2 separate regions of the Homo sapiens genome follow, and region 2 is linked to region 1. A link is a loop called in an ENCODE intact Hi-C map of the cell type or tissue named here. Cell type or tissue: heart right ventricle. All regions are shown on one strand. Each heading gives the region's core, and the rest is flanking DNA. Links, peaks and the distances in the headings are about the cores only.

The links. Hi-C counts contacts between places; a loop is a spot of excess contacts. Peaks named below come from ENCODE experiments on the same cell type or tissue, not always from the same donor. Only the 100,000 strongest peaks of a DNase experiment are listed, where the experiment ranks them.
Region 2: a loop joins it to region 1, with 8 times the contacts of the local background. A loop is called at or near these places in 8 of 110 quality-filtered maps.

The regions. Positions count from the first base shown.
Region 1 is chr12:125,322,328-125,336,924 of GRCh38, forward strand. All of the region lies in intron 1 of TMEM132B (transmembrane protein 132B), which reads left to right. Among named protein-coding and RNA genes, the nearest start is that of TMEM132B, 140 kb to the left of the region's middle. RefSeq lists enhancers at 6,795-7,521, 7,522-8,247 and a silencer at 8,778-8,837. In heart right ventricle, for the core only: CTCF peaks have their summits at 8,765 (motif pointing right), 8,978 and 10,727; a DNase peak (open chromatin) is centred at 8,764; H3K4me3 peaks cover 845 bases; H3K27ac peaks cover 312 bases; H3K27me3 peaks cover 4,185 bases.
Region 2 is chr12:126,739,254-126,756,011 of GRCh38, forward strand. LINC00944 (long intergenic non-protein coding RNA 944) reads right to left here. Exons shown (of 5, transcript NR_033878.1): 2 at 8,678-8,874; 3 at 7,008-7,079. LINC00943 (long intergenic non-protein coding RNA 943) reads left to right here. Exons shown (of 4, transcript NR_038256.1): 2 at 3,487-4,227; 3 at 5,517-5,635; 4 at 5,753-7,003. Among named protein-coding and RNA genes, the nearest start is that of LINC00943, 11 kb to the left of the region's middle. RefSeq lists an enhancer at 2,305-3,504. In heart right ventricle, for the core only: a CTCF peak has its summit at 8,492 (motif pointing left); a DNase peak (open chromatin) is centred at 8,478; H3K27me3 peaks cover 342 bases.

The sequences.
Region 1 (14,597 bases), core at 4,005-12,004:
CCTCCCCAGCCATGTGGAACTGTGAGTCCATTAAACCTCTTTTTCTTTATTAATTACCCAGTCTCAGATATGTCTTTATTAGTAGCATGAGAATAGACTAATACATATGTCTACACATGTATGTGAATATCTAGAACATTCAAGCCTGCAGAGACAAATGCGGATTAATAGTTGCCAGAGCTGTGAGTGGGAAGAGGGATTACCTGTCAGTGAACACAGGGAGCTTTTGGGGTGTAGGAAGTATTCTAAAACTAAATTGTGGCAATGGTTGCACAACTTTGTAGCTAAACTCATCAAACCATACACTTTAATTGGGTACGTTTTATTGGATGCCAAGTATACCTGAACAAAACTGTTAAAATATTCAAAGACATAATACATTCATATGGTTCAAATTTCAAAAAGTATAAAAGTGATTATAATTAAAAAAATTCCATCTTACCCCTCAGCAATCCAGTTTTCTTTTGCACAGGCAGTCAACATGATTAGCATTTCCCCCCAATGTGTTCAGAGATATTTCATGCATAGAAAATCATAGAAATGTACTTTTCTATGCATATATATATATATGCTGTATATGTTTCCCTATGTATAGTTTGCTTTGCCTTCATAGACAGTAGCAAACCATGAGTACTGTTCGGTACCTTGTTTTTTTCCACTTAACACACAATTTGTCTGGAGAACCTTCTCTGACATAAAGAGCTGCAATTTTTCAAGCACTGTCCTTCCACATTCCATCGTGTGCCTGGCCTATAGCTTATGTTGTCACTCCTTGATTGATGGACACTGGCTTGGTTCTAGTCTTTTGCCACTACGAAAATGACTGGCCAGTGTGCACTGCTTCACACCTGTAATCCCAGCACTTTGGGAGGCCAAGGCGGGCAAATCACCTGAGTTCAGGAGTTCGAGACCAGCCTGGCCAAAATGGTGAAACCCTGTCTCTACTGAAAATACAAATATTAGCCGGGCGTGGTGGCAGGCGCCTGCAGTCTCAGCTATTTGGGAGGCTGAGGCAGAAGAATTGCTTGAACCCGGGAGGCGGAGGTTACACTGAACTGAGATTGCATCATTGCCCTCCAACCTGGGCAACAAAGCGAGACTCTGCCTCAAAAAACAAAAACAAAAACAAACAAAAAACAAAGACTGGCCAAATTCTCTACCCTCTTTCTGCCTCTCAGCTTCTTTGTTTGTTTGTTTGTTTGTTTTTTGAGACAGGGTCTCTCTTGGTCACCCAAGGCTGGAGTGCAGTGGCACAATCTCAGCTCACTGCAACCTCTGCCTCTGGGGTTCAAGCGATTCTCCTGCCTCAGCCTCCTGAGTAGCTGGGATTACAGGTGCACACCATGATGCCTGGCTAATTTCTGTATTTTCAGTAGAGACAGGGTTTTGCCACGTTGGTCAGGCTGGTCTCCAACTCCTGACCTCAGGTGGTCCGCCTGCCTTGGCCTTCCAAAGTGCTAGGATTACAGGCGTGAGCCACCGTACTGGGCTCCTTGTTTCTTAATGAAGAAAATGGTAGTGCCTACCTACCTCATAGAGTTATAAGGACGAAAGGAGCTCGTGTATATAAAGGCATCCACAGGGCCTGGCACCCAGAAAAATCATGTGAGCATTATAGAAAGAAGCCAATAAGCCAGAGAGCTCCGACCAAAAAGTTGGAAACAAACCCCCCAACCGTGAAATTTCCTTAGAAACACACACATACACACACACAACGGGGGCAGGGAAAGAATGCAAGAGGTGAACACCTTCTTAACATAAAAATGACCCAACTTCAGATCAGAAAAATGGAGGCCTCATGTTTGCAGAATTCTCTGCAAAATGTCAAATCTCTGTTCAATAACTTTCAAATGCCACAATCCGTGCGTTTGAATAATAATTCTTTGAAGGTCTAGTAAATAAATATATTGACAAACAGATTAATTGCTAATCACTTCTCCAATGTTGTCATTACTTCCAAAGAGTTAGATCCAAAACAAGGTGGTCTGCACCAGAAAGGTGCAAGTAGAATTACTGCCTCCACGAAGAACCTTGCAGGTGTGTCACGTCACGCGTGTGCAGGTAGATTCATAGGATAAGTTCTGAGAAGAAGAATTAATCAAAAGGTATGTGCAGACTAATTTTGGATAGATTTTGCCAAATTATCAATTTTACTCCCTAGAGCAGGGTTCCCCAACCCCTAGGCCACGGACTGGTACTGGTCTGTGGCCTGTTAGGAACCGGACCACACAGCAGCAGGCTAGCGAGCATTACTGCCTGAGCTCTGCCTCCTGTCGGATCAGCGGCAGCATTAGAGCCTCATAGGAGCCCAAACCCTATTGTGAACTGTGCATGCGAGGGACCTAGGTTGCGTTCCCCTTATGACGTGAAACAGTTTCATCCTGAAACCATCCCTGCCCTCCACCATCCATGGAAAACTTGCCTTTCATGAAACTGGTCTCTGGTGCCAAAAAGGTTGGGGACCACTGCCCTAGAGTGACAACTGAGATCGTGTTCCCTTAGCTATCTTAGCTAGACTCCAAAAGTCTGGTCTTTGGATCTTATCAGCTTGAAAGGTGAGCTGTGGACGTGGCAATCTCTTATTTTGGGGGAAAACAGTCCAACTTCAACGGGGCTCAAACAAAACTCCTTTGGGCCAGTTCCTGCTCTGGGCCCCTTGGTGTAGACAGTGGTTACCTGCCTGCAACGCAAAACAGAGAGCTCTTCTGGCATTGTTTCCACTGAGATAGCTGATAACAAGGGGTAGATGTAGCCTGAGGCACCAGTTCCATTGTGTTTACAATTTTTGCAAATTGAATAAGTCATGCCAGCGATTTCTCAGGACACATCTGCCAGTTGCTTACATTTTTCACAGGCCCAGAACATATGGGTAAGGTAAAGACGCAAACACACAAAACCCAGAAAAAAGCACAGCATCCCAGCTGACAGGAAACCTTTTGAATTCTCATCAAAACAGGAGCGTTTGATGCCCCTAGAATGCATGGCCATGGGAGCAGCAGCCTCAAACCAGGCAGGAGCGGAGGACCTTCAAAGCAGCGCCCAGGGGAAATGGGAAGGCTTTCTGGTGCAAGCTGCCTTGTTTTGGATCTAACTGTTTGGAAGTAATGACAATATCGGAGAAGTGATTAGCAATTAATCTGTTTGTCAATATATTTATTTACTAAGCCTTCAAAGAATTATTTGAACGCACGGATTGTGGCATTTGAAAGTTATTGATCAGAGATTTGACATTTTTGCGGAGAACTCTGGAAACATGGGGCCTCCATTTTTCTGATCTGAAGTTGGCTCATTTTTATGTTAAGAAGGTGTTCACCTCTTGCATTCTTTCCCTGCCTCCCACCCTGTGTGTGTGTGTGTGTGTGTGTGTGTGTGTGTGTGTGTGTGTGTGTGTGTCTGTTTCTAAGAACTTTGTTTTGTTGTCGTTGTTGTTGTTTCCAACTTTTCAGGTGGAGCTCTCTGGCTTACTAGCTTCTAGTGAGAGTTCTTCTTTCTCTGCAGGTCATAGGATCACATGGGATGCTGTGGATTCTCTCTTGTGTCTCATGGAATGAGCTGTGGCTATACAATCATATCAGATGTAGTAGCTTGACCCAAGAGCTTGGACTGTGTGAGGACCGAGTTTCTTTGACTTCCTGGTTTGCTTTTCATGGTGTTGACCCCACTCCAGGGCCCTGCAGCTCTGAGCTCCCCATGTAGTGCAGTGACATTTGGGGGTTTTGGGCCTCCAGCCTCCTACCACGCTGTTCACAGGGAGAGGGGGACACCCCAGGGAGCCTCTGCACAAACCCAGAGTCTCTCTCTCTCCCTTAATGGCCGGCACTAGGTCACATGCCCAGTTATGACCAAATCAAGGTTCTCCACAAAGGGAGAGAAGACTGTAGACACTGGAGAGGCGACCAACAAATGCCTAATAAGAAAAGAACTCTGAGGAGCTCAGCACTTGTCCTGTCCCCGTGCCTTTGAGCTTCAGAAGAGTCATTGTGTGATCTATTGATTGCTTTTGGGGAGGAGAATTACTCTGTTCCGAAGTGACTGGTCTCAGGCTGGACAAGCCCCGTCAGTATTCCAGACTTGGTTGAAAAAGTCACTTGCCCTCCTTGTTGACCTGTTTCCAATGAAGACAATATGAGCTCAAAATGGAGCACATGAGCTCTGACATTCCGTTGTCCTGGCAACCTGTATAGTAAACATCGGCTTAATGCTGTTTGATGGGGGGAGGTGGGAATTAGGAACTGGGGGGTGTTGAATAAAGCTGAAGATTTGGTGCCCTCGCCTCAGCTCCAGACTCTACGGGAAATGTTTGGTGCAGCATCCAGAATGGACACCACTGCTGTCTGCACCGGGGGAGGTCGGAAGGAAGGGAATGGCCTGGTGCAACCAGGACAGGGATGGGACCAGACCCAAGGGGAGGTTTTCCTATGTCCTATTCAGATTCTCCCTTTGCAGCAAACTTCTTGAAAGAGTTGCCTGTTCTCCGTGCACCCCTTCCTCTTGTCCTGCTCACTCATTGTGCTTCTTGCCACCTTGTTACTATTGAAACTGTCCACCGAGGCTGCCAAAGCTATTGCCACATGCAGGGGCCACTTCTCCAGGCTTGGCTTTTTTGCAGCTCAGAGGCACAGGGTCTCCCTGCCTTCTCTAACAACACAGGCACCTGCTTTCCCTTCTCTCTCTCTCCCTGGATGCCCCCTGAGCCTTCTCTGCAGGCTTGCCCCCTGCTAGACCTTTCCACCAAAACCTCTCTCCACCAAAGCCTCTCTCCACCAAGGCTCTCTTTCCCTCCTCTTTTTCCCACTCTGCATGTTTCTCTTTGGGCCACTTTTCCCAATGGCTTCTGTCACCACCTCTCTTCTGCTGACACCCAAATCTCCTTCTAGCTCACAGGTCTCTCCTGAGCTCCAGCATCAGCATCTAACTCATTTCTACATGGGGGCCCACAAATATCAAAAACTAAATACGTCCCAAGCAGAGCTCAGCACCTTCTCCCAAATACCCACCTCCCTTGTCCCAGTGACGGGTCCACCCTTGTGCCCAAGACTAAGCTCAAAATGCCTCTTTGTCTTTTCTTCCCTCTCTCAGCACCCTCTCCCCTCCCATCATAGCTAATTGATGTCCAAGTCCTACCAGAATCTCTTCATTTCCTCTCCATCCTGGTGGCCCTTTCTGCAGTAGAGGCTGCGGTGAGTTTGAGGATTTCAGGCCTGATCAGGAAGAGTGAGCTTTTTTACTTGGGCAGTATGTTGACAGGTTGCATGCGGGGGACGTCTCCCATAGCAGGAGACCTTCCAGAGACTGTGGCCATCACCTGGGCCACCAGCCAACCAGGAAGGAAGAAGGAACTCCTGGGGAAAAGGAGAGCTAGAGAGGGGGCTTAAGTGTCCAGGTCACACAGCAGGACCATTGGGTGCCTCTGGGCCAGGGGGCTCCAAGGGACAGCAGCTGCCTGGGGTCTTCTATAGTCCAAGGTTTTAAAAAAAAAATCTGTGGCTGGCAGATGCTGGGTGCAGTTTCTCAGGATATATAAAGCAGGCGGGCTCTACATAGCTAAGAGTCTGCTTCTTTGGGCTACATTTAAAACAATGGGTTGTGTAAAATTTTGATTTTGGCACCGGGGGTCTTGGAGAATGGATGGCCCTAGCCAACTCTGAAGAAGTAAACCTGGGGCCAGTCTACAAGGACCGTCTTTGGCCCGTTTGTAAAACAAAGTCACCCTGCCCTTGGGGCTGGGCCATCGCATTCATTTCCCTGTCTTGGCCTTTCCTGCTTTTAGTCCATTCTCCGTAATAGCAGAGTGATGTCTTAACCGTGTTATATCAAGTGGTGCCATGAACCTGGGACCTCAGTCACTCAGGTGGCTTCCCATTACCCTGGGATAAAGTCCAAACACAATGCAGTGGCCTCCGCCAGCCCTGAAGGATGTGCCCTTTCCTCCCTTTCCAGCCCAGCACGGTGCCCTCACTCCTGCCCAGCCACCACACCCTTGCAGCTGCAGCAGGGTTCTGTGTTCTGCCCATGCTGTTTCCTCTGCTGGGAGCCTTCTTCCCCAAATGGGACCTGGCTATTCCACGTGTCCTTCGGCTACTGTGTTAGTCTCCTGGGGCATCCATCATACGTTTATTCTCTTTTGAAGGGCAGATGTCCAAAATCAAGGTGTTGGCAGAGCCACACTTGCTCTGAAGGCTCTAGGGGAGGGAGGATCCTTCCTGCCTCTTCAGCTTCTGGTGGCTCCAGGCATTCCTTGGCTTGTGGCCCCATCACTCCAGTCTCTCACTTCATTTTCACATGACCTTCCCTGTCTCTGTTCTCTCTTCTGCTTCTAAGGTCACCAGTCATTGGATTTAAAGTCTGCCTTTGTCCAATATGACCTGCTTACATCATCAAAGACCCTATTTCCAAGTAAGGTTCCAGGTGGATGTGTTTTGGGGGCACCATTCAATGAACTACAGGTCCTGTTTTCTCTGGCTCCCTCAAGACCGCACTGGGGCCTCTCCTCGGTACATGTGCCCTCATGACTCTCGCTTTTCTTTACTGGAATGGCTTGTTCATTCTTCAGCTCCAAACTAGACTAAACTCTGTGAGGACAGGGCTGCTTTGCTCTATCCTCCCTGCAACTTCAGTGCCGGGCACAGGACTGGCTCTTAATGGATACTGAATGAACCCTGTTATGGACTGAATGTTCGCATTCTCCCCCACCCCCAAATGTATTTGCTGAAGCCCTAATCTCCAATGTGATGGTATCAGGAGGTGGAGCCCTCGAGGGGTAATTAGATTTAGGTGAGGTTGCGAGGGTGGGGCCCTCATGAGTGCTTTTATAAGTAGAGAAAGAAGTACCAGCGCTTCCTCCCTCATGCGAGGATATGGCAAGAATGCATGTCCATAAGGAAGAAGGCATGCACCAGACATCAAATCTGCTGGCGCCTTGATCTTGGTCTTCCAGCCTCTAGACCTGTGAGAAATGAATATCTGTTGTTGAAGCCTCCCAGCCTATGATGGATTTGTTACAGCTGGCCAAGCTGACTTAGACAAATGAGTGTGCCTGATCCATCCCATTGAATGTGACAGAACCCCAGGAGGCAGATGGTATTCTTGTCTTGCTAAGTAGGGCTGAGTCACTCACCAGGCAGCCCAGCCAGGCAAGAGGCAGGCTGACTTTCTAGCCCAAGCCTCCTTCTCTAGAACCCAAGCTCCCTCCACCCTTGGGTCTGGGGTCCTATGAGGCACTGACTTGAGGAGGATGATAAGGTCTGAGTGGCTTTTGGCTGGAACGAGATGGGACAATGGGTTGGTTACTTTCCTGGGACGATTCCCTAACGGATGTCTCAGAGCTGTCGTGGCTTTGTCCCCAAACCACTCATTGTCACTGACACAGGCTGTATTCATCTCTCTTGAGACTGGCCTTTTAAAGTGTTCCCCCAGCCCCGGCCCCTTGACACTCAGGTGGCCAATGAAAGGAAACAACAGGAACAGCTTTCAGGCCAGGGACTAGAGAGATTTTCCCCATGGAGTGAATACCCCTGAACACAAAGGGAAGAAAAAGCCCTTTCATAAAACTACCCGATCTTCACTGGAAGGAATGCGACAGATACAGGCAAAAATCAGTTCTCCACTTTGTGATTTCTCAGGGTGACGGAAGTGGACAAAGGGAAGGGGAGAGAGGGTTTCAATGCAGTAGCCCTGCTGGCAGCCTGTGGCCATTGTTCCGTGGCCGACGCTGTGGTCCGACGATCTGTGTCACGCTGGACTGATGGAAAACCCAGGTGTTGCTCTGGGTCACGGGATGCGTGTGGTGTGGGTGCGTCCCCGCTTCCAAATAGAATTTCATATTCTTCCGGAGCACAGAGAACCCACGGGGTGCTGGCTGCCACTTGTGGTCTCCTCTGTCCAGGCTGATGGTTTGGGGACAGTGACTCCCTTTCTCCCCTAAGCCTATCCTGGTTTGGGTTTGTGTGACTTGCAAACAAAGAATCTGGTCCCATAGAGTAGTCGTGCTTTGTTTAAGGGGTTTCTTTTTTTTTTTTTTTTTTGCAGCCATGAAGATGATTTTATTTATCTATAGTTATGGTTGACATTTTTCATGCATAAAAACTTCTATTGCTCAAGAAAAAAGTTAAGTACTTCCTATGGAAACAATAGACAAATGACAACAAGAAATTTACAAAGAAAGAAAAAAAATGGCCAGTAAACATTTAAAAAACTTAATCACTAATTGTCAAATTTAAATTTTTTAATCTATAAACTATCATTTTTTACTGTGAAATGGCAAAGATTTTTTAAAAAGTATATCCAATGCTGCCAAGAGGGCAGAGGCCTTTCTGTAAAACAGCAATATGTATCAAAAGCTTTAAAATGTGCAAATGTTTCTACCTAGTGTATTGCTTTGAAAAAAAATTCACAGGCAAATTAAAATTTCTTGGCTGGGCACAGTGGCTCATGCCTGCAATTCCAACACTTTGCCTAACCAAGCTGCACTTGGGGAGGCAGAGGTGGAAGGACTGCCTGAGGCCAGGAGTTTGGGACCAGCCTGGGCAACACAGTGGGACCTCATCTCCACAAAAAATAAAAATAAAAATTAGCACATCCTGTGTTCCTAGCTACTCAGGAGGCTGAGGCAGGAGGTGTTTAAGGGGTTTCTGTTGGAAAGCAGCAGTGGGCCTTGGTGAAAGTCCCCAGATTGCCCTAAACCGCCCAAATCGGGGTTTCGTCTCTGGAAGAGGGGAGGGATGCACCACCGGCTCCTCGTGCAGCGCTGGCGGCGGCGGCCACTGGGTGGCGGTGTTGCCCGCGAGGCCCGGGGTCTGCGGAGGAGGGAGCCGGACTGGGAGCGGGGCGGGGACAGCGCCGGGGAGGGCCTGGTCCGGGTGGGCTCAGTCCGGGCTCCCGGGTCGGTCCCCTCCTCCGCGTTGCTGCCCCAGGAGTCCGCTTCGTCCTCCGCTGACTCTGAGCGACACAGGACAAGCTCTGAATTGCATTCCAGGAAAAGGGGACTGAGGCTTTGTATTTTTCCTCCGCACCAAGATTCCCAAGGCTGCTGTTAAGGGTTTTTACCCAGGGTGGGGTCCACGGCGAAGCCCTGGGGTCTGTGTGAAGGGGAGGTGCTGTTTCTTTCCCGAGTTCTCCGTGGCTTTTAGTCCACGGGTTTCGAGGTCGCGCTATGGTTAAAAGCAGCACATGAGCCCTTTACTCCGGGTGAAATCTGGAACCAGCTCACATGTGGCTCACCAGGAAGAAGCTGAGTCTCTTCCCCAAGCTGAGGAAGAGGAGCAGGAGCTGTACAGATGCCAGGACCCGGCAGAGCAGGGGTTAAGCCCACACTCTGGGGCCCACTCTTGGCTGCACCCCTTACTGGCTGTGTGACCTTAGGCAAGTTTTTTGACCTCTCTGTGCCTTCGTTTTTGAATCTATAAAATGGCTATATTATTACAAGTTATTTATTTGATACATTTGGAGATGCGGTGTTGCTCTGTCGCCCAGGCTGGAGTGTAGTGGTGTAATCTCAGCTCACTGCAGCCTTGACCTCCCGGGCTCTAACGATCCTCCCACCTTAGCCTCCCAAGTAGCTGGGACTACAGACACTTGCTGTCTTGCCTGGTTATTTTTTATTTACATTTTTTTTGTAGAGCTGAGGTCTCACTTGTTGCCCAGGCTTCTCTTTAACTCCTGACCTCAAGCCATCCCAAAGTGCTGGGATTACAGACGTGAGCCACTGAGCCCTGCCCAAATTTATTTAGGTAATAATTATATAATAGTATTAATATACCATATGAAAATAATACTCTAGCTCATAGGATTGTGTAAAGAATAAATGTCTAAAGAGCTAATACATGTTAATACATTTAAAACTTGTTAATCCATGTATCAGAACATGTTACTTAGTATGTTTATACATGTTAATGTAGTTAGAACAGTGACTGGTACTCAGTAGATATCTGACAAATTCCTAGCAATGACTATTATTATTATTATTTTATGTATTGGATGCTACTGATAAGCTTGTGATAACTGCCAGCCAATTATTCATCTCTTCTTCCTCTGAGATCTGGCAACTCTTGTAGCAGGCAAGTGAACAATACATATTTTACTTTCTTTTATTCTTCATCAATTTTTTTTTCCCACAGACTTCTGTCATCTTCTCTCAATTAAGCGCAGCTCCCCAGAAGCAGGCTGTGCCCTCCACCCACTGCATTTCTTCATAGCTCTGCACTTTCTGCGTCACGGGGACCCTTATGTCATCTGAGAAATTAATTCAGAGAGTTGGCTTTTTTTTTTTTTTTTTTTTTTTTTTTTTTTTTTTAAGACAGTAGAGTGCTTTGGTAGGTGAAAAGGGGTTTCCAAGCACTTGGAGATTCAACAGGATTGTAAAAGGGATGTTGAAGGCGTCTGAGGTCATGCTGTTTAAACACGCTAAAAACTCGTCTTACAGATTCACTAAAGTGGCTTCTCTTTGCAACAGCCACTAAGACTGGACAATATTAGTTTTTCCTTTCTTTAGTTACTTTGTGTGTTGGAAAATAATGAACTGCCTTAAAAAACAAAAAACCAAAAACAAGAAAGAGAACAAAAGATATTCTCTGAGCGATTTCGGATTGCCCAGACTAGCCAGGATGAATGATGTTTTGTTTTTTATAATGTGCGTTAGTTTCCTGTGGGTGTTGTAATAAGTTACCACTAACTCGGTGGCTTAAAACAACAGACACTGATTTCTCACACATTCTGGAGGCGAAATCAAGGTGTTGCCCTGTTGTTTCCTCTGAAGACTGCGGGAGGCGCTGTCCCAGGCCGGTTTTCCAGCTTTTGGTGTTGCCAGTGATCTTTGGCGTTCCTTGGCTTGTAGACACATCCCCCCAACTCTTCCCGTCTTCATGTGGCCTTCTCCTATGTCTTTGTGTGTCTCAAGTCTCCCTGTCCTTTCTCTTATAAGGACGTCTGTCATTGGTTTTAGGGTGGGTGTCATTGGACTTATGTCATCCAATGAGCTCATCTTGAAAACCTTAACTTAATTGCATTGGCAAAGGCTCTATTTCCAAGTAAGGTGACATTTACAGGTAACCATGGGTTAGAACCTGGAAATATCTTTTTGGGGGGACATTACTCAACCCACTACATACGGCAAATAGAATTAATTACATTCATGAAGAATAAATGTCTAAGTCTGAAGCTGTTTCAACCTGCAATTCTGTCTCCCTCTCCCAACTCTGCCCTCCTCAGTGTTGGGCTCATTTTTAGAAAGTGGACTGGAGGGCAGGCAGGGGATATATGTGAGTGTGAGAGCTGGAATGGGGCGACAGGGAATGGTGGGGACTGTGGTGAGCTTTAGGATGCAGGTGCTAGCTAAAGAGAGCAGCAGTGACCCTGCTGATCTAGCTGATTACTGCTGGGTAAGAATGCATGCACAGCCTAGTCAAAGCTTATTGTATCTTTAAAGAAAAGCCAGAAATCTGGATTTTTGTGTGATTAATTCAATTTTTAGAAAATCACTGAGTAGGTAAAATAAAAATATGTCTGTGACCCAGATACTGTCCCTGGAGCCTGCTTTTTTAACCTCTGGCCTAAGTGTTGGGAGAAAGTTGGGGATTGTGGCATGGTTATATTTCTGCTGGGTTAACTCACATGTCCTCAGGGCTGGCTACATAATTTGCAGTGCTCAGGGAAAAATGAAAATTCAGCCCCTTCTTCCAAAATCAGGGAAAAAATGCCATGAAAAGTATGAAAATATAAAGCCCTTTTCCTTCCTTCTGGGGCCCCTCTTTCAACTTCTCATGGTGTTTTTACTTGCTATTTAAGGCCATTCTGAAAAAGAAAAATTAAAATCTTAAATCATTAGTATGAATTTTACCATTTATCTTTTTATTATGTGATATCAGTTTTAAATGCAAATATAAGAGCAATTAACACATATGCAGAATCGTCCGTTACTCAATCCATATTTCATAGCTCGTGCAAGCATGGGTATATCATTGCTACCAGGACAGTGGAAACGCTGCCCAGAACTACCTCAGCACTTTCTCATCTCACCTCTTGATACTCCTTCTACCAGACCTCTCCCTTCGCCTCCTGGTGGGCGAGGAAGGGGAGAGGAGCTAGGGGTTTTCTGATCTTCGCTGTTCCTTCTGTGCCTTCCTTTTCAGCGGTTAAGTGGCTGGAAGGAATACAGGAAGTAACAGGAGTAATAAAGGACCTGACAGGGTTCCTTGGTTTGTTGTGTTTTGTAGAATGTCTTTGCCTTTTTTCTGCCTTTGAAGCAAGTTCTGGTTTGAATGGGCAGCCTGGTTCCTCGGAGCTGTCAGTGCCCCTGTTTAGTTGTCATGGATGCAGCACGCTTACCTATACTCGCTTTGAGTCTTGCTGAGCTCCATGCACAATGGATTCACTGGGACCATGATGCTTATGGGGCACTGTGAATGCTATATGCAAATAGTGCAGCAAGGAGCAAACAGCAGACAAGCATATTGCACACTTCTCCTCTGCTTCTGTGCCATGCACGACCGTCTCATTAGACTTCACTTACAAAGCAAAAGTTCAAAGACACAACTCTTAAGAATTTCAGAGGTGAAGAGCATGGCAGCATAGCGTTAAGCAGAGCACAGTTCCTTCTGAGCGTGCGGCCCTGGAATGCACAGTTTGCGTGACATAAAGCCGGCCCTCAGTCTACTTCTGTTTTGTCCCTGCCCGCTGAGATCACTTCTGAAGACTTGGGATGCTTGAGTAAACAGATTAGCCGTTCAGCGAATGTTGGTTTATTTTAGGCCCTGGGTTCAGAATCTTCAACTTGTGTTTTGAACACAGTATGTCAAATTGCAAAGGTAACACGTTTCTGCAGGGTAATTGCTCAAATGTCTGGTTTCTGACCCCAGGCATGGTCCTGACTTTTCTTTTTCAACACCTACAGTATTGAGAGTAGTGCTGGCAGGAAGAAATCAGTACTGACTTGGTGTAAATTGTTTTATTTGAAAAATAGAGATTTTTTGTTGTTTCCTACCTAGAATTCCCTTGTTCTTTTTGTTGAAATGACCCCATGATGATTCTTTGGGGAACCACCCCCACCTCTCCTATTCCAGCTAAAGCTGATTCTACCTCCAGGCTCCTGGGGAGGGGCACATGACCCTGGCTGAGCCAATAAGAACAGGCATCCCCCTGGCCACAGTGATTTGTTCAGGGATGGGCAAATGCCCTATCATAGACAGTGAGATGCACTGAGGGTTTCTCCTGTAATTTTGACAAATAGACTTCCACTAGTTCTCATTGGATTTTAGAAGGAGAATGTGAAACTTGAAAATGCTGATCTCACCGTGACATGGAGAATAAAGTCAGCTTTGTAGAAGACAGAGCAGGGTGATGGGGGAAAATGCATCTTAAAAAATTACTTTAAAATTTATTTTTGGCCAGGCATGGTGGCTCATGCCTGTAATCCCAGCACTTTGGGCAGCTGAGGTGAGAGGATCACTTGAGATCAGGAGTTCAGGACCAGCCTGGCTAACATGGCAAAACCCTGTCTCTACTAAAAATACAAACATTAGCCAGGTGTGGTGGCAGATGCCTGTAATCCCAGCTACTTGGGAGGCTGAGGAAGGAGAATCGCTTGAATCTGGGAGGGGGAGGTGGCAGTGAGCCAAGATTGCGCCACTGCACTCCAGCCTGGGCGACAGAGCAAGACTCCCCCTCAAAGGAAAAAAATTATTTTCAGTACATTTCACCCTTTTTGGTATGGAGCGCTGTTAAGTTTTTGGCAAATGCATGGAGTTGTGTAAGCATCGGCACGGTCAGGACACAGAAGAGCTCCATCACCCCTCTTCCAATTCCCTTGTTTAAAATTTTTGTAGTCAAACTCTTTCCAGCCCCTTCTGTCCGGCAGTCACCGATGTGTTCTTCATCCCTCTGGTTCAATTTTTCTAGAGTGTTATGTAAGTGCACTTGGACAGCATGTGGCTTTCTGAGGTTGCCTTCTTTCACTCAGCATGATGTATTTGGGACTTATCCATGATGCTGCCTGTCCATCATTTGCTCCTCTTTACTGCCGAGTAGTGTTCCACCCAACACAGGTACCGAGGCTTCTTTAACCATTCCCTCAAATGACATTTGTGAAGATGCACAGTGATGACACTGCTTCACTGCTGGATCCAGCCAGACCTGAAGCCAGCCTATGCCAGCTATGACTGACCTTAAATTCCAATTTTGTTTAGACTTACATGGTTTGCATTCTTTCATTTCATTCTGGGAAATGAAAGAATCATTTTCGATTTCAGTAATGAACAGATGAAGGAGAAACAAGTCTGAATCAGTGAGAAGTCCGCAGAGGCACCACCTGTGACATTCCTATACATGCAGTTGCACGATAACAAGTCACGCCACTGGGTTACCTCATGGTGTGTCCCTGATGCACCTGGCAGCAGGTGACACCCCATTTGACACAGAGGGAAATCGAATGGGAGGATGAAGTGACTTGCCTTGGTACATAAATCCAACTGATGGCAGACCCGGGGCTCCAGCCCAGGTGTCTGTCTGCCTTTTGTAAGCCTCAGCTGCTTCCCAATCACACAGTGGCAGAGCTGTCAAGATTACTCAGTGAATTTTCCTCTCTTATTTAAACAGTCTCCAAGGTG
Region 2 (16,758 bases), core at 4,931-12,930, 1.4 Mb after region 1:
GGGCAGCAGGGAATGGTGGGGACTGCAGCGAACCTTAGGACAGAGGCCCCATGTAAAGGGCTCAGCAGCCACTGAGGGCCATCTGACTAGTGCCAGGAAAAATGTATGTCCCACTTTCCAGATCTTTTTATATTTTCAAAGAAAAGCTAGAGAGCTGGATTTTTTAAAGATTGACAACTAATTAGATGTTAAAAATTGTGTTAGATTAGAAGAAAAATGTCATCTAGCATGGGATCTATTTTGGATCTCTAGCCTAAGCTTTTGGAGGAAATTGGTAAAACTGCCAAGATCACATTGGTCGGGGGTTAACTTATGTCTGATTTTTTCATTGCTACTGAGCTTATTACTGAGGACCCAGTGTCATAAAGTATTTCTATTAGATCATTCATGGCACTGGGTTCAGACAGTCTAATCTTACAATGCTAAAAAAAAAAGAGTCAATTCCAACAGTAACTTTTTTCTCCAGAATAATTGCTTAAATATCTGGTACACTCTGAGGGCACTCTTGGTTTCTCTTTTTTAACAAGATTACTGAGTTGAATAAGTCAGATTATGTTATTATTTCACTATTTTGTTTGGGTTTGGGAATGAACAATTGTTAATTTTTTTCTGCTTAGCATTCCTTTGCCCTTCCTGTCCTAACAGTATCTAAGAATGCTATGGAAAAACACCACCTGTCCCCTACCTTCCAGCTTTGTACTTCAGAAAAACTGACCCTTTTTTAGGCCTCGGTAGGGGGCCTCCTGGCATAGGCTGGGCTACTCAATATAGTCTCCCCCTAGGCCACAGTGATAGGGTTAGTGACGACACATGACCCACTAGAGACAATGACATGCTGCATGGCTTATTCCTTCTTCTACTGTGACTTGTGGAAAAGGAACCCTAACCAGTTCTTGATGGACTGAACAACATTTAGGAGATGGTGTTCTTGTCACCTTGTGGAGCTTAAGCAAAAAGCCACACCATGGAAAGCAGGACTGAGAAATGAATGAAAAAGCATGTTGGTGCCATTGGTTGCACCTGAATCCATCTGAGCCTGAAGCCAGTCTACTCCTAGTGACTGCATGTTTTATAGAATTCTTTTAAAAGAATCCTTACTGATATACATAATGGCCAAAGAAGAGGAAGATCAGTCTCAATTAGTGAGAAGTCCAAAGCAAATGGACTCTGTGGATGGTCCCATCAAAATGAAGTCAAAGGTTAAGGGCACATTTAAGTTGTCTCATGGTGTGTTTTTGGTGGGTGGATAGACTATAAAATCCCACTTAGCACAGAGAAAACAAACTGAACCTCAGAGGACTTACGTGGTTTCTCTCAGTACCTACAGTGGGCTCATGCAGGCCTGGGGCTCCAGCTCAGGTGTCTCAGCTTCTCAGGGCATCAGCTGCCTCCTATTCAGGTAGTGACAGAGCTACTAGGATTGCTCAGTGAACATCCATATACCAGCTCCTAGATTCAACAGTTAATATTTTACAATGTTTGCTCATCACGTATCTATCCATCTGGTCCACTGTCCACCCTTTAATCCATCTTATTTCATGTTTTAATTGGAGGTCATCTTACTTGATGCACAGATTTTTATTCATTTGGCAAATATGTAAGACCTCCCTCTAGGCACTTGGGATGAAACAGTGAGCTAAATACCAAAACGTTTCCTCTCAGGAGGCTGGACATTTTGGGGGGATTGATGATTGATAGAAGAGTAACAAAACGTATACATAGGACATTTTTAGGCGGCAATAAATGTTTTTAAGGAAACAGAATAGGATGAAATGACTGAATCTCTAAGACACATTCCAGCTAGGAAAACAAAAAACATTCTAGGTATTTTAACAGAGGGATTTAATACAGGGATTATTTACCCAGGTGTAGAAAAGCTAAAAAAAAGCTTAATATTTCTTGAGAAAAGAACGCAGAGGTTAAGAGTTGCAAGAAACTGTTACCACTCCTATGGTTGGAGGGACAGAGGGAAGAGGTGATACTGCTAGTGCGCAAGTACGGGGACTGTTTGGTGGAAGTTAGAACCATAGTCGTAGCTGTCCTGGATGATGTTGCTGGAGGATATGAGAAGACGGTAAGGGGAGCTCTCAAGGAGTTGGAACCACATAGGAGACAAAGCCATTAGCAGAAAATGCTGCAAGAAGCAGGAAGAAAAACACATACTCGAGTTCTTCCTTCTTCTTCTCCTCCAACCTTGCACCAGTGCCTCCAAATTGGCTGAACCTGCTGAAAGCCGGTGGGAGAGAGCCTGGGAAATGTATTTCGGAGGCATACACAACAGAGGAAGGTGTCTGGGGGCCCAGGACAAACCGGCAGTTGACAGCGTAGTGGCTTTTCAGAAACAAGTCTTGTCAGAAATGTGACTTTTTCTGGGGAAAATTGGACTAGAAGCGAGAACAAGAACTGTTTTCTGGGAATTCCCTCTATGGGAAAGTCATGGTGGTATCGACTGTAGATTGGCAGATGACAGAGGGCCTCTTTGAGGGGGTGCCAGATGGCTGAGGATGCCTGACCAGGGGCTGACATCTCTGCACACATCCTGGTGGAGAGGTTTCCAGGCTGAGCAAGGAGCCAGTAACAGCCATGAAGACAGCACAGAGGAAGCTGTGTCAAAAAATCAGAAACCGATATTTCAGACAAGCCTGGTTACAAAATTATGAGGAACCTTTGGCCCTTTCCTTCACCCTAAGCAGTGACATCAACACCATCACCCCGGATGAATATCAGTTTACTTACCGAGGCTCCTTCAAGCTCTTGGCAGGCAAGACCATGGACCCAAGAGGGTATGTAACTGTGTATTGTCAGCGACTCCACACGGCTACATTTCGGTATTTAATGAGGCATTGATCTTGCTGGAGATTTTTGAAAGTCTGGCCAGCTGGCCCATTGGAAGGAGACCTGAGCTTGGTTCTCTGTGCCTGAGTCGTTGGCTGTCTATGCTACAGGAACTGCCTCAGCTGTGGAAATGCCATGAATCCTTTTCCCCGTTGGCCATGCAGCAGGTAATTAGCTTTATAGAGATGTGGGGAGGATATGGCAGGCCTTCAGGTCTGCGGGTTGTATCAGGGGCCCTGTCACACTGCCGGAGTGTTTGCATTCAGGGCTTCCTCAATCCTGACAGAGGCACATTTCCAGGGATGATGTATGTGTTCCAAGCACAGCTACAAATGAGACAGTTAAGTCCGTGGAAGCGCTGTGGGCCGCAGTCTCCTGCCAGGGTTCCCAAGACCCTGGGAGTGGCTTCCTTCCAATGGGCCATTAGCTTTCCCCCGAAGCTCTTTGAGGCTTCTCTGGAGCCAGCTTCTCTTGGCACCGCCGGGCTGGAGGAAGCTTCTCCCATAGCGCTTGTCTGGCAAGCCTCACAGATTCACTCTGTCTTTCTCTGAACCTCTATGCTTGATTCTCTCTGTAGCTCATAACCAGGCCAGTAATGAGACACCCTGTTGAGCTGGGCCTCATTAAGACTTTCTTCTTCTCTCTTCCCAGGACATACTTTATTCAGCTGGGTGCTGAAAAAGAATCTTGGAAATTAGGAAACTGAATGAGGCCTCATTTCACACTCAGAATGTGGGTTGCAATAGTCACTTCCTCTGCTGCTGGGAAAGAAAGAATTATACTACCTTTTGAATTTTGGATTAAGGAGAGAGGTGTTGGCTTGTCAAACTACCATGTATTCCTCAAGACATATTTTTGTGGCTTTATAAAATTCAATATATATGTCTAAATTCAAAAATATTTTGTTGCAATCTGGCCCTTGGACAAACTGAGGCCCTAGCAACTGATGTTTATGGCTTTCCGTAGAACCTTTCAGATAAAATTTACACAGCATTTTACTGCAGCTATTTCACACAAAGCAGAGGATTTTGCCACAAAACTGAAAGAAAAAAGAAACTGCATTCTTAAATTTTTCATAAATCAAAAGGTATAAAAATATCTACCTAAACGATAAAGGAGATGAGAAACCCCACCCATGATGGGAAGAAAGCCTATTTCAGTTTTGCCTTTACTTCAAGTTCTTTTTTCCATATCTGGAATGCAATCAGAATTTTAATCTTGCCTTGGGTTCCTCCTGGATTTGGGGAGAAGACAAAACCTGAAAATCTCTAATCTGCATGTGTTCAGCTGCGTATCTTCTGGATACGGAAGGATCACACTGCACAGAGTGCTGGACTTGCAGGAGCCCCGCTTCTCAACCTCCATCGCTTTATGAATGAATTCACCAGAAAGGTAACTGGCCACTTTTACAAGGGGAAATAAACCAACTAAACGTGACATTGGATTTTTCCCAGATTCTTTATTAATGGTGCTTCTGCATCGCTTTACCTTTTCAAGTATAAGTTACAGCAGATAATTCTTCTGAGAATGATCTCCTAAGGCATGTCTTCCTCTTTGCATTTTTATCTGGACCCTGTCCCATCTATAGGGTCACATTTTTTATTAGAAATGTTGCTGAAGATCCCCTCAAAATAACAAATACGTGTGACATAATTATATATGCTTTATGTATTTTACATATACACGTGTACACTTGTGTAAGGAATTATTAGTTTTGGTTAAATAGTATTTTATATATGCTGCTTCATATAACACATTGCAAATGCTTCCCGTGAGATTATATTATCTTCAAGTCATGGTTCTGATGGAGATTTAATATCCTATTTATAGCATGTCTGAACCACATTTATTTAATCATTTTAATGATGGATATTCAGGTTGCTTTCAAAGGCTTCTTGCTGTCATAAATAATGGTTACCATGAACATCTTGGCACATATATCTCTTTCCAAAATGTTTGATTATTTCCATAGAATAAGTTATTAGATGATGAACTAGAAATATACACTTTAAAAAGTATATCCTGATTTCTTTATGCAGTCCCTTATTAATTACCATTTAATGCTAATTATTAATAAAGACAATAGCAAGGGGATATTTATGATTTAAACATGCCAGTAACTCTTCTAAGTGCTTTAGCATAGGAGTTCATATGATGCTTACAATCACCCAGCAAGGCTGAATCTATTATCATCCCGTGTCCTATGTGAGAAACCTTGAATCACAGGAAGACGAAGCAGCTTGCCCAGGATTGTTCCGCTTATAAATATCAGATTCCAATTCAGGAACATGGCTACAGCATATTTGCTGTTTATTTGGTTTGATGTTATAAGTGATACTGCAGTTAATATGCTTGAGTTTCAATCTTTAGGCACCCTCAGTAGCAGCTATGTGGCATGACTTTTAATTTTTATAGAATGGAAGATTCTAGAAGTGTAAATGTTCTCCCACAGCATTATTCACATTTTAGTGGAAATGATGGAGATATCTGAATGTCTCCTTAACAGGTTCCCCAAGTAGATGCAACATAAAGGGATGATGGAAATAAGCAAGAAGTTCTCAAGTATCAGCATGCCACATTCCACAGGCGGGATGTCAAAAATAGTTTTGGGTGATGGGCAGCTTACTGTGCATAAGGTTTGCAAACAAACGATATTGATTCCTGTTTTTCTTTCCTTTAAGAAAAGGAAGAATCAACACTTTCAGAGATGGAGCCTGTTGAGCCACAGTACCAACTAGTCAATGCTGAATCGACTTCTCCCTTTCTACATTGCCTGAGAGAAGTCATTGGGGAATACTCTGTACACGAATTTTCACTGTTGGGGAAAACAGGTATTGGAAGTGATGGGTAGACCTCAGTTTGTATGCATTGTGTTAATTACTATTTCTTTGCTTTTCCTTTTTTTGTGCGGTTGCAGAGAGTCAAGGGATTGGATTGTGGATTGCATTGGTGGTTTTCCTCAGTTTCCTCATCTTCTCCACAAGTTTCTACATATCGAATGCAGAGCAGCCCTTCTTCAAAGGACCTCCTACGGAAGCTGCTAAGGAACTCAGTCTGTAGCTCTGCGTGGAGCCATGTGTAAACACTGAACTGAGACCTGCCACCTCCTACTACCTAAGGGCCCATTTTCATCTGATATCATCCCCCAGAAACAAACTCATGATGACTTCCATGTTTTTTTTAGATTAGATACATGGAGAATTTTCCTTTCCCTTAGAATTAAAATCCTGCATTCTAATTTTCAGTAAGCTTTTTTATTTCTGAATAATTTTAAATTTAAAGAGAAGTTGCAAAGATAGTATAGAATGTTCCCTTATACCTGTTTTTATTTAGAGTGATGTTCCCAGGAGAAATGATAATGCAGCAATGGACAAGAACAGGAACAAGAGACAGTCTTACCATCTTCTTACAATTTATAGATGGGACAGTGGAAAGAGAAGCCACATCGGGGTTGGGCATGCAGAGACCTGGTCCTAAATCTGTGTGACTTTTGCGAAATCCTTTTGCCTCACAGAGCTCTAGGTTCTTATCTGTCAAACAGGAACCAGACCATCAGATCCGTAGAGATCCAACCAATGAAGGAGACTTCGAAAACTTCACATTGCCGTGTCAATGTGAGGTTGCTGGATGGTTATGACAAGAAATCACATTAAATTCACTGGGGTAACATTGTTCATGAAACGGGATAATGTGTTTCAGCGATGAACCACCCATGGCCTTACTACAGACATATTTCCACTTTGAAAATGTGTGTGAGTGTACATGTCTGTGTGTGAGGCAGAGATTAGAAAGTGTAAATGTGTGCGTTTTCATTTTACACATCTTACATTTTCCTTTAATTTGTTTGAAAGCCTGTTTTGTTTGTGGCTTCCATTCCTGGAAGTCCCATGAGTTGTTAGTGGTGAAGATGGAACAGATGTGTCCAACCCGGGGGACTCCTGCCCTCAGGGACTGAGCAGCTGCAAACCTCTCTCTCATCTGATTCCACTGTTTCTTCCACATGTACACATCATGAGAAATATTGTTCAATCAATATCTTCCCTTAAATCAACTCATATGCTTATTTACATGAATTTACCTAAAACAGAAACTTGATATCACTTCTGTAAATGAAAAAATTAAACTTTCTGGCTTTAAATAAAGCATAACAATAATAATCATGTCAAAATTACCTCTCCAGTGTTATGAAGTTCAAGTTAGGGGTGAAGATTCCTGAAGGCCCTGGTCCTAGGTCATAGTTGTTCCTGATTAAAGGGGAGACGGACAAGTGTTCAAAAGGGTCAAAGACATAGTCCCCTCAATTGAGACTTCCTTCTGAAATTAATCAGAAAGTTTAAAAGAGAGTTCTTCCTCATTTTGTTAATTACTTTCACATATTAATATATATTAACATTTTATATGGTAATATGTTTTTGACATTCCCCTCTAAAATGTTCTCATGGGCTGGCAGTGGTTTCTTATATTATGGGAGCCCTACTCTTTACTGAATTTTGTCCTTCTGTCATAGGGTAAAACTTTTTCGTCTCTACAGAACTCTCTCCAAGTGCACACCCATAGATTGGTTTGCTTGTGGAATCCTAGCATATCAGAAATGAAGGAATCTCAGAAATTGTTTTCATCAAACACCTCATATGCAGAAGGCAAAATGAAGGTTCAGAGCAGAAATGATTTGTCCAAGGATGCAACACTCATCTGCAGCAGAGGGAAGCTGAGCTCTGCAGACCCACCTAGCACTGCAGAGGCAGCCCTCTAGGACAAGGCTTCATAAAAAAGTGACTTTATGAGTTGGCTCCATAAAAAAGATACAGATTAAGAAATTGTTTAAACAGTGATCTCTATATAATTACTCTTTTATTTAAAAGTATGGGCTGGGAGCGGTGGCTGACGCCTGTAATCCCAGCACTTTGGGAGGCCGATGTGAGCAGATAACCTGAGGTCGGGAGTTAGAGACCAGCCTGACCAACATGGAGAAACTCCGTCTCTACTAAAAATACAAAATTAGCAGGGTGTGGTGGTGCATGCCTGTAATCCCAGCTACTCGGGAGGCTGAGGCAGGAGAACTGCTTGAACCCAGGAGGCAGAGGTTGTGGTGAGCCGAGATCGCGCCATTGCACTCCAGCCTGGGCAACAAGAGCGAAACTCTGTCTCAAAATAAATAAATAAATAAGTATTCCTTTCCCAGTCTTTTGCTGTGTGGAGCCAAGATTTTTATTTGCAGAAGTCTGCAGGGCTGGTGTGATCTCTTTCAGTCATAAACCATAACCTTCCTAACGGGCCATCTGCAATATCCAGTTGTGTTTTCTCGAATGTGGGGAAATGACTTAAAGACACTTCAGAATCAATTGGAGGAAGGGACCGTTCCAGAGCTTAATTTTCCGTTGTGTTTTAGAGTTCTGTTGTCCACACCTAATTTGTCAGAAATGGTTTTAGTCATGTTGTTTTGTAGAATCTTTCCACAGCATTTATGCTCCTTTTCATAGAAGCGGCTCAATCTGCTCACGGATTTATATAGTATAGATTAAAGGAGGGCAGTGTAATAATGCCATAACAGAGGCTGGTACTAAGCTTAAAGCACCCCTGATGGGAGCAGAAATGCCCTGGCAGCTGGAGAGAGAGCCAGCACCTAGAGCGAGCGCCCCCTGCTGGCCATGGAGGGGAATGGAGGGTGTGGGATCCCCTGCAAGCAGGTTAAGTGGAGGTTGTTTCAAAAGCTTCTTCTCTAATCTTTCTGGATACTACAGATGATTTACATGAAACTCAGTGTGATGCTTTAATAGACCAATGAGATCAAGTTAACAAATAGATCCTAGAAATTATACTATTTTTAATGTTTGTGAAGTACCTGCTCAGCCAGGTGTTGATGGAGGACAGAGGATTAAGAGGAAGCCTTGAGTTACAGGGACCGAAGCAGCTGCTGTGTGGATTCAGATCTGGGCGATACCGCCCCAAGGCTCGTTCTTCCAGCATTTCTATCATTCTCTCTCTCTGTCTTATAGGCAAATGAGATGATGTTTCCGGGTCAATACATGACGGGATTAACTGGGATAGAGAAACGTGGTTTTAGGATGTGAGTCTCCAAAATTTCTATGGTTCAAATGTGGGATCTCACATGATGGTCTTGGGCAAAGAGAATATCATTGATTCTCAAGATTTAAACACAGGAGAGCCTCTCACTCCTCCCAAAGCTACGAAGGGGATGGAGATGGCCCAGGGACATTCGAATCGGAACTCAAGATCAGTATTGGAGACCCCACCCTGTGACATAGACATCATGGACAAGTTCCTTGAATGTTGGAGCTTTATTTTCCTATTTGATAAAATGAGAATTATAGCTTCTGTGGAGGGCACGGGGGTGGTCTCTGAGGATCACAGGAGATAATGCACATCGAAATGCTTTGAAAAGCATCAAGTACTGAAAAATGTCCAGCTTAGCTATTAGTAACAGTGACTGTGTTGGGAGTCTGGGCTTTCTCCTGTCCAGCTAGAAACACTTTTATTGTGCTATTTTTAGTGTTACACCTGCACATGCTTGTTTGAGCAGGTATTAATGGTATAAAGATGCCAGGCTCAGGCCCACAGTGGGCCAGTTGTTCTATAATTTGTTCTATAATAGCATAACTTGACAACAGCTAAATGCCATAAAATGAATTGAGGATGGGGTGTGGGGGTGAAGACACTGCCTAACTCCTCCCCACTGTTGGGGAATGATATCCAGCCTGTCACCCACTGATGGCAGGTTATGTAGGAGAAGCAGATCTATTAAAATAGAAGCACAGCTGCATGCCATGATTACTTCTCTAAAGTTATTGTCTAGCTCTGCACTTGATCCTCCTCTGATAATACTCAAGAAATAGAACACCAAAGTTTGCTTGTTTTAAATTTGGTAATTAACGTCTGTTTTGCTTACACTAATGGTTTCTCGCGGGAAGGATGCGTGCATTATTAAATGTTGCTTAAGGAAAAGAAAACGTTTTGTGTTGGTTAACAATTTTTGACTACAAATAATAGAAAACGATACCAAAGCTGGCTTAAGTAAAAAAGTAATTTAATGCTTTCTATAAATAATAAGCCAGGGGTAGCATGGCCAATTTATCCAGTAGTCTCAATAGACACCATGCCTGAGGCCCACTGTACTATTAAAGGGTTCATGAAAATATTTTAATTTTAATTTATTTTAAAATTAGAAGAAAAATCACTATAACAATATTTTAATAGAGTAGGAATCCACAAAGCAAAAGCTTCTGAAGCACCCAAAGTCATAACATAGCCCTGAGGTGTAGGCCTGCCTTCAGCCTTCATTTGCTATCAAGAACACACCAAACTCCTTTGACTTCCCCCTGCTCTCTCTTCTTTTTTATGCCATGCTGTTGACATTCAAAAATAGGCTTTTCCTTTGCCTCCTACCATCATTTACTCTGTTCACCCCACTCTAGCTCCCTACTCTCCTATTTCCCCATACTCCAAGGCTGTGTCTGCAGCAGGATCTCTGCCCTGGGTCTTCTCTCTGTCTGAAGTACGTTTCTTTCAGGTAACTTTCTCATTTTACTTGCTCCAGGAGTATTCTTGGCTTCTCAGAGAGACTTTCTTTTATATGTAAAAAGGATAATGAGGCCAGGCATGGTGGCTCACACCTGTAATCCCAGCACTTTGGGAGGCTGAGACGGGAGGATCACTTGAGGTCAGGAGTTTGAGACCAGCCTCGCCAACACAGTGAAACCCCGTCTCTACAAAAAAAATATATAAAAAATTAGCCAGGCATGGTGGTGGGCACCTGCAGTCCCAGCTACTCAGGAGGCTGAGGCAGGAGAATTGCTTGAACCCGGGAAGCGGAGGTTGTGGTGAGCCAAGATCATGCCACTGTACTCCAGCCTGGTGACAGAGTGAGACTCGGTCTCAAAAAAAAAAAAAAAAAAAAAAAAAAAAAGATAATGGATGAATCAGTGAAAGACAGATGCACCAGCCCAGACTTCAAAACCTCTGGATGTCAGCTTCCACGCAAAAGGGTGAGAATCTCATCTGTAGATGACCCAAGGGAGTCTCCCCAGCGCTCCTTAGCTCTCCCCAGTCAGTGCTCCTTAGCTCTCCCTGGCTCTCCCTTAGCTCTCCACGCCCAAGCCTGAGCCAGTCACTGTGGAGAGAGGCAGGAACACACTGCTTGGCTTAGCTGTTATTGTCTAAGTTTCCTCTGTTAGCAGAGGTTGGGTTCCACACGGGCAGAACTGAGAGTCGGAGAGGGATGGTTCTTCAGCGGGAAAGAAGATACAGTTACCAGAAAGGCAATCAGAGTGAATTTACCTGCAGAGCAAAGATAATGCCTGTTTCTTAATTTCCCACTCTAGAATTTTCTTTTGATTAGTTTTGTGCATCTATATTGCTTCACATCTTGATTCTGGTAGTTGTTCATATTTATCACAAATTAGACCATTGAACATTTTAATATTTTTTTCCTTAAAGTGAATTAGTAGCATTTGTTGTTTTTTCTTCAACTTTTATTTTACATTCTGGGGTACATGTGCAGGATGTGCAGGTTTGTTACATAGGTAAACGTGCGCCATGGTGGTTTGCTACACAGATAAACCCATCACCGAGGTATGAAGCCCAGAATCTATTAGCTATTCTTCCTGATCCTCTCTCTCCCCCGCCACCCTGCGACAGGCCCCAGTGTGTGTTGTTCCCCTCGATGTGTCTAGGTGTTCTCATCGTTCAGCTCCCACTTATAAGTGAGAACATGCAGTGCTTAGTTTTATGTTCCTGCATTAGTTTGCTGAGGATGATGGCTTTCAGCTCCACCAACGTTCCTGCAAAGGACAAGATCTCTTTCCTTTTTATGGCTGCATAGTATTCCATGGTGTATTTGTACCACGTTTTCTTTATCCAGCCTATCATTGATGGGCATTTGGTTTGATTCTTTGCGATTGTGAATAATGAGTAGCATCTATTTTAATTTTGAAAATTAAAACAGTTTTATAAGTAAAGGAGACTATACAGACACATAAAAAGAATAATGTTTTGACATGTTTTGGAGAGAATTAGTTTTAATGAAAATGAGAATGTGAGAAACCCCAGGAATTGATTTCACCTTGCAACTGAAGAGACTATGTTATCATAATAAGGAAGATTGTGTTGTCACAGCATTTTGTTGAGATCACTACTGGATTTTCTGAAGCACTTTGAGATAGAAGAATGTCTCCCCAGGGGTATCTGCAGAGTCTAAACTTATCAAAAGACTGACAGATGAAATATCCAGGGAGCTTGTACAAATCAATGAGCAGAAGATGAACCCCTCAGCATATATGTGTGAGAATGCTTACTGCAGTGTTGTATCTTGGAGATGTGTGCTTCAATGCAACCTGGGTACCCACCAATGGGAGAGTGGAGTGGTTAAAAAGTGTTATTGGAAAACTGTCCAGCATTGTGCCATACTTAGGAACAAAAGAGTGGATTTAAAAATAGAAACAGAGGTAGGTGTTTTTAAAAAGGTATTGTCCTGAATTAAGAAAGAGGCAGAATGAGTATATTATTTACCCCAAATAGCAATATATATTGTGACAGAACACATAAATATCTTCATGACCGTAACAAAATACATGTGAATTTTATGTAAGTGGCTGGCGATAAAGAAATGAAAATGGTAGTAGAATGTGGGGGTTATTGTTTGTTTGTTTGCTTAGACAGAGTTTCACTCTTGTTTCCCAGGCTGGAGTGCAGTGGCAAGATCTCGGCTCACTGCAACCTCCACCTCCCAGGTTCAAGCGATTCTCCTCCCTTAGCCTCCCGAGTAGCTGGGATTACAGGCACACACCACCACGCCCAGCTAATTTTTGTCTTTTTAGTAGAGTTGGGGTTACACCATGTTGGTCAGGCTGATCTTGAACTCCTGACCTCAGGTGATCCACCCGCCTCAGCCTCCCAAAGTGCTGGGATTACAGGAGTGAGCCACCACACCCAGCCTGGATGTGGGTTTGATAAGGAATAACTACTAGGCAAGCCACTTGAAATCATTAATATTTGATTGCTTTTTTATCTTACAAAAGTGGTAATTTTACATAGTTCAACATAATGAGTGAACAAAAAAGGATTCTTTCACAGACCAATAATAATAACATGCCCTGAAAGATAAATGAGGTGAGGTTGACCCTTTGCACCTGTGTTGCAATAAACAAAACTAAACTGCAGATTCTTCTGTAAAAAAATATGCTTCCCAGACGTGGTTTCATCTTGCAATTCGATTCCGCTGAATAAATGGACTTGGTTTCATTTTGCAATTTTATTCCACTGCTTCTAAATGTTGTTATAGAATGATCCAAGTAACAGAAGGTCCTGCCCGCTAACAGAGAGAGCCACCCTGTCTGGAAAATGCCATCTGAAAAAAAATGACTAAGTTATTTTCTCTTGGTGACTTCAAACCCACCAAGTTGAATACAGAAAGGTAGAGATGGTTATAAGAATAATGCTCTATTCCAGCAATTGATTGATTGCAGTGGCATTTATTCATTTTGCTTTTTAAGAGAAAAGCAGTTTTCTTCTGCTTTTATTAGTGTGCTTACAGATGTGGAAGGGAACCAAAGGAAGACAAATGAAGCATGAAGCTTTCTGTTGCTCCATGGATCTGTCTCTCTTCAGTGTCTCCTCACCGCCATCTAAGCAGTCATAGGGACCTCTCATTTCATAGAGGTCTTGAAACAGGACAAAAGTGCCTAGATAAGTCATGTGGGGTATGTGTCCTATCTGTTAAGGAACAGTGATTAGGAAGCGGGAAGACATAGAAGAAAGGATACAGGGACATAGTAGGAGCCCCTGGTCTGAGTCCTTATATGTAAGTAGCTTTACGCATGTGATTTTGGCAACTTTCTTCCCATTTAGACCTTAGTTTTATTGTGTAAAAATTAGTTGGTTGGAGTGAATGAAACCCCAAATCTATACTATGCTAAAGCTTTCTGTGTTTATTTCACAAGTTAAGGAGGGTTTTGTCTTGTTTTGTTTTAGTTTTTTGTTTTATTTTTTGAAGAGCGTGGGTCTCGCTTTGTCTCTCAGGCAGGAGTGCAGTGGTGTGATCATAGCTCACTGCAGCCTCAAACTCCTGGGTTCAAGTGATCCTTACATCTCAGCCTCACAAGAAAATGGGATTACAGGTGCATACCATCATGCCCAGTCAATTTTTTTTTTTTTGTAGAGATGGGGTCACATTATGTTACCCAGGATGGTCTTGAACTCCTGGCCTCAAGTGATTCTTCCCGCCTCAGCCTCCCAAAATGTTTGTATTACAGGCATGAGCCACGCACTCAGATCTTTTCTATGTCTGTAAGTATAATGAATGCAAAGAAGATCATTGAAGAGAAGTGACTGATGGATCATAGCTTGAGAGGCTCCTAACCACTCCCTGGATCCAACTGCCTTTACACGGCCCAAGGTCCCATCTCTCAATTACTGGAGCCAGTGGCAGCCTCCCAGATTGTATTTCTTCATCTGTGAAATGGGATTTTCAACCATATTTATCTCATGTGTTTTCACTTGGTACAGTGTCTGATATTCTATAAACTCCCAAAACAATAGCTATGTTCATGTTGAAAATATTTTCCCTCCAGTAAACATAGTTTAAAATCGCATTCCTTTAGCCACTGTTAAGTTGAGGCATCTTCTACAAACATTCTGTTTTCCATTTACATTTTGACTTTAGTAAATTGTCTCTTTATATTCATTACACATTTTTTTCCTATTTGGTTGTTTAGTTTTTCGTATGATTTAGTATATTACGATGTTAAGCTTTGTTTTTCCTAGTGCATGTGTAAAAGACTAACATGGACTGCAAGTGATGTGTAAAGATTATCATCAAGAAGTGCAGTGTAATTTTCTATCCTTGTGATGTAAGCTTGCCTCAAGGTGTGCTTTGGCCAATGGAATATGGCAGAAGAGTCATTGGACCACTTCTGGGCGTAGGCTTCAAGAACCCTTGCCACTTCAGTTTGTTCCCTGTTAGAATGTCTAAACCCTGAGGAGGTGGGGGAAGAGGCGGGGGAAACCCTGTATTTACGCTCTAGAGGTTGAGAAGCCACATGGAGAGAGAGACCTGGCCAGCATCAACTTCACAACAGAGCTACCGGATGACTACAACCATATGAGTGACCCAAGCTAATCCAGGTAGAAGAACCAGTATGCCAAGCACAGCTCAAAGTGTAACTCCAGATTCAGAGCAAATAAAATGGCTATCACAGCCACTATGTTTTTGGGTATCGGATATGCAGCAATAGATGACTGATCACACACACACACAAACACACACACACAAACTTGAAATCCTTCTGTGCGTACACATTGAGCATTATCACAGGACGGGGAGATTATTACTGAGATTTTGGGGGACAAAAATTTTAACCTCTATTTTGTATATTTTCTTATTGCTTGAGTTTTTACAATAAGCAAGCATAACTTTTTACACAGAAAACAGTTTTTTTTTTTTTTTTTTTTTAAAGATAATAGTCTGGCTCTGTCAATTGGTAACATGTCTTCTTCAGGACAGTGATTTTTGTTACTCTGATATTTTTTTTAATCTCAAAATGTTATCTATGCTATGAGCTTCCAAAATCTGATTTGAGGGTTTTTGAAATACAAGAATTTACATTTGATTATCTGCATTTTGGCTGGATCCTTCTTGACTTGAGCAGAGGATGTCATGGTCTAGTTTTAATACATGTAAAAGGGAAATTTTAAGAATGAAAAGCTCAGTGATTAATTTAGGAAAATGTTCCACCTTATGTACAATATATTATAATTGATGAAAGGGATTATACTGTCAACACAGTTTTGAGCTTGCTGTTTTCACTTCAAAATATTTTTAGACATCTTTCCATGTTGACACAAACATTCTACCACATCAATTCTATATAGATTCTATAATCTATATAATGTAGCATTGTATAACCGTGCCACAACCTATCAACCAGTTTCTTGTTGATGCACATTAGGGTTTGCAGGTAGTATTTCTGAAAGCAAACAATGCTTCAGTGAACATCATTGCACACATATTTTGCATTTTTGCAATAGGTCCTTAAGGTCCTTCTGCCAGGGCAGAAGTTGAATGTCTATATTGCCATATTGTTTTTAGGTTTTTCTCCGATGGACAGGACCTGTGTTTCTCAGTCCCCTGTGAAATTTGGTAGGGGTTGCAGGAGACAAATGTGTAAAGGGAATACAGAATGCAACCAGAGACCCATGAATACCAGGTGTGCTGGTTATTCTCTGTTTCCACCCCATCCACTTGTAACTCCTGTTCACCACACCTTGTGCCCAGGAACTGACTCCTCCAGACCTCATCACCCAGCTCCTCTACCAGCCGTGATAAAGGACTGTGGTCAGTGTTGGTCAGTGGGAGGCACCAACAGGGGTTTGGAAGGTAGAAAGAAAAAGACTGGAGGGTTTCTTTCCACTTGTTTTCTGCTTTGGCAACATGGTTCTGGCAACGGCGGCATCCATTCAGAGCCACAGCCCCTCTCACATAGCCCCTCTGCCATGGAAGTAGCTTTCGAGGGGCTCCAGCAACACTATATCCTCCTCTTGGTCCTTCAGATCCAAGGATGATAACAGCTTTCTGATGATACCAGTTTCTGGGTTCCTCAACACCCTTCTTACTCTTCTTAACCCTGTAAATATTCCCTTCAAACCCACGAATACTTTCTTTATGAAATTTTATCCCATAAACCCATTTGAGAGGAATCTTATTTCCTGCTAGGGCCACTATTGATTCACCCTTCTTGAGTGCTTGAATTTAATTCTGTGGGCAATAGGCACAAATAAGGAAAGCCTGGATTTGGTCATCACTACTTTGCCCTACCTCCCTGCGGTAGCCATTGGGAGAATGGATAGAGCAACTCCTACAATATCACATATACTGAGGCTTTGGAACATTTTAAATTATGTTGGATCTGG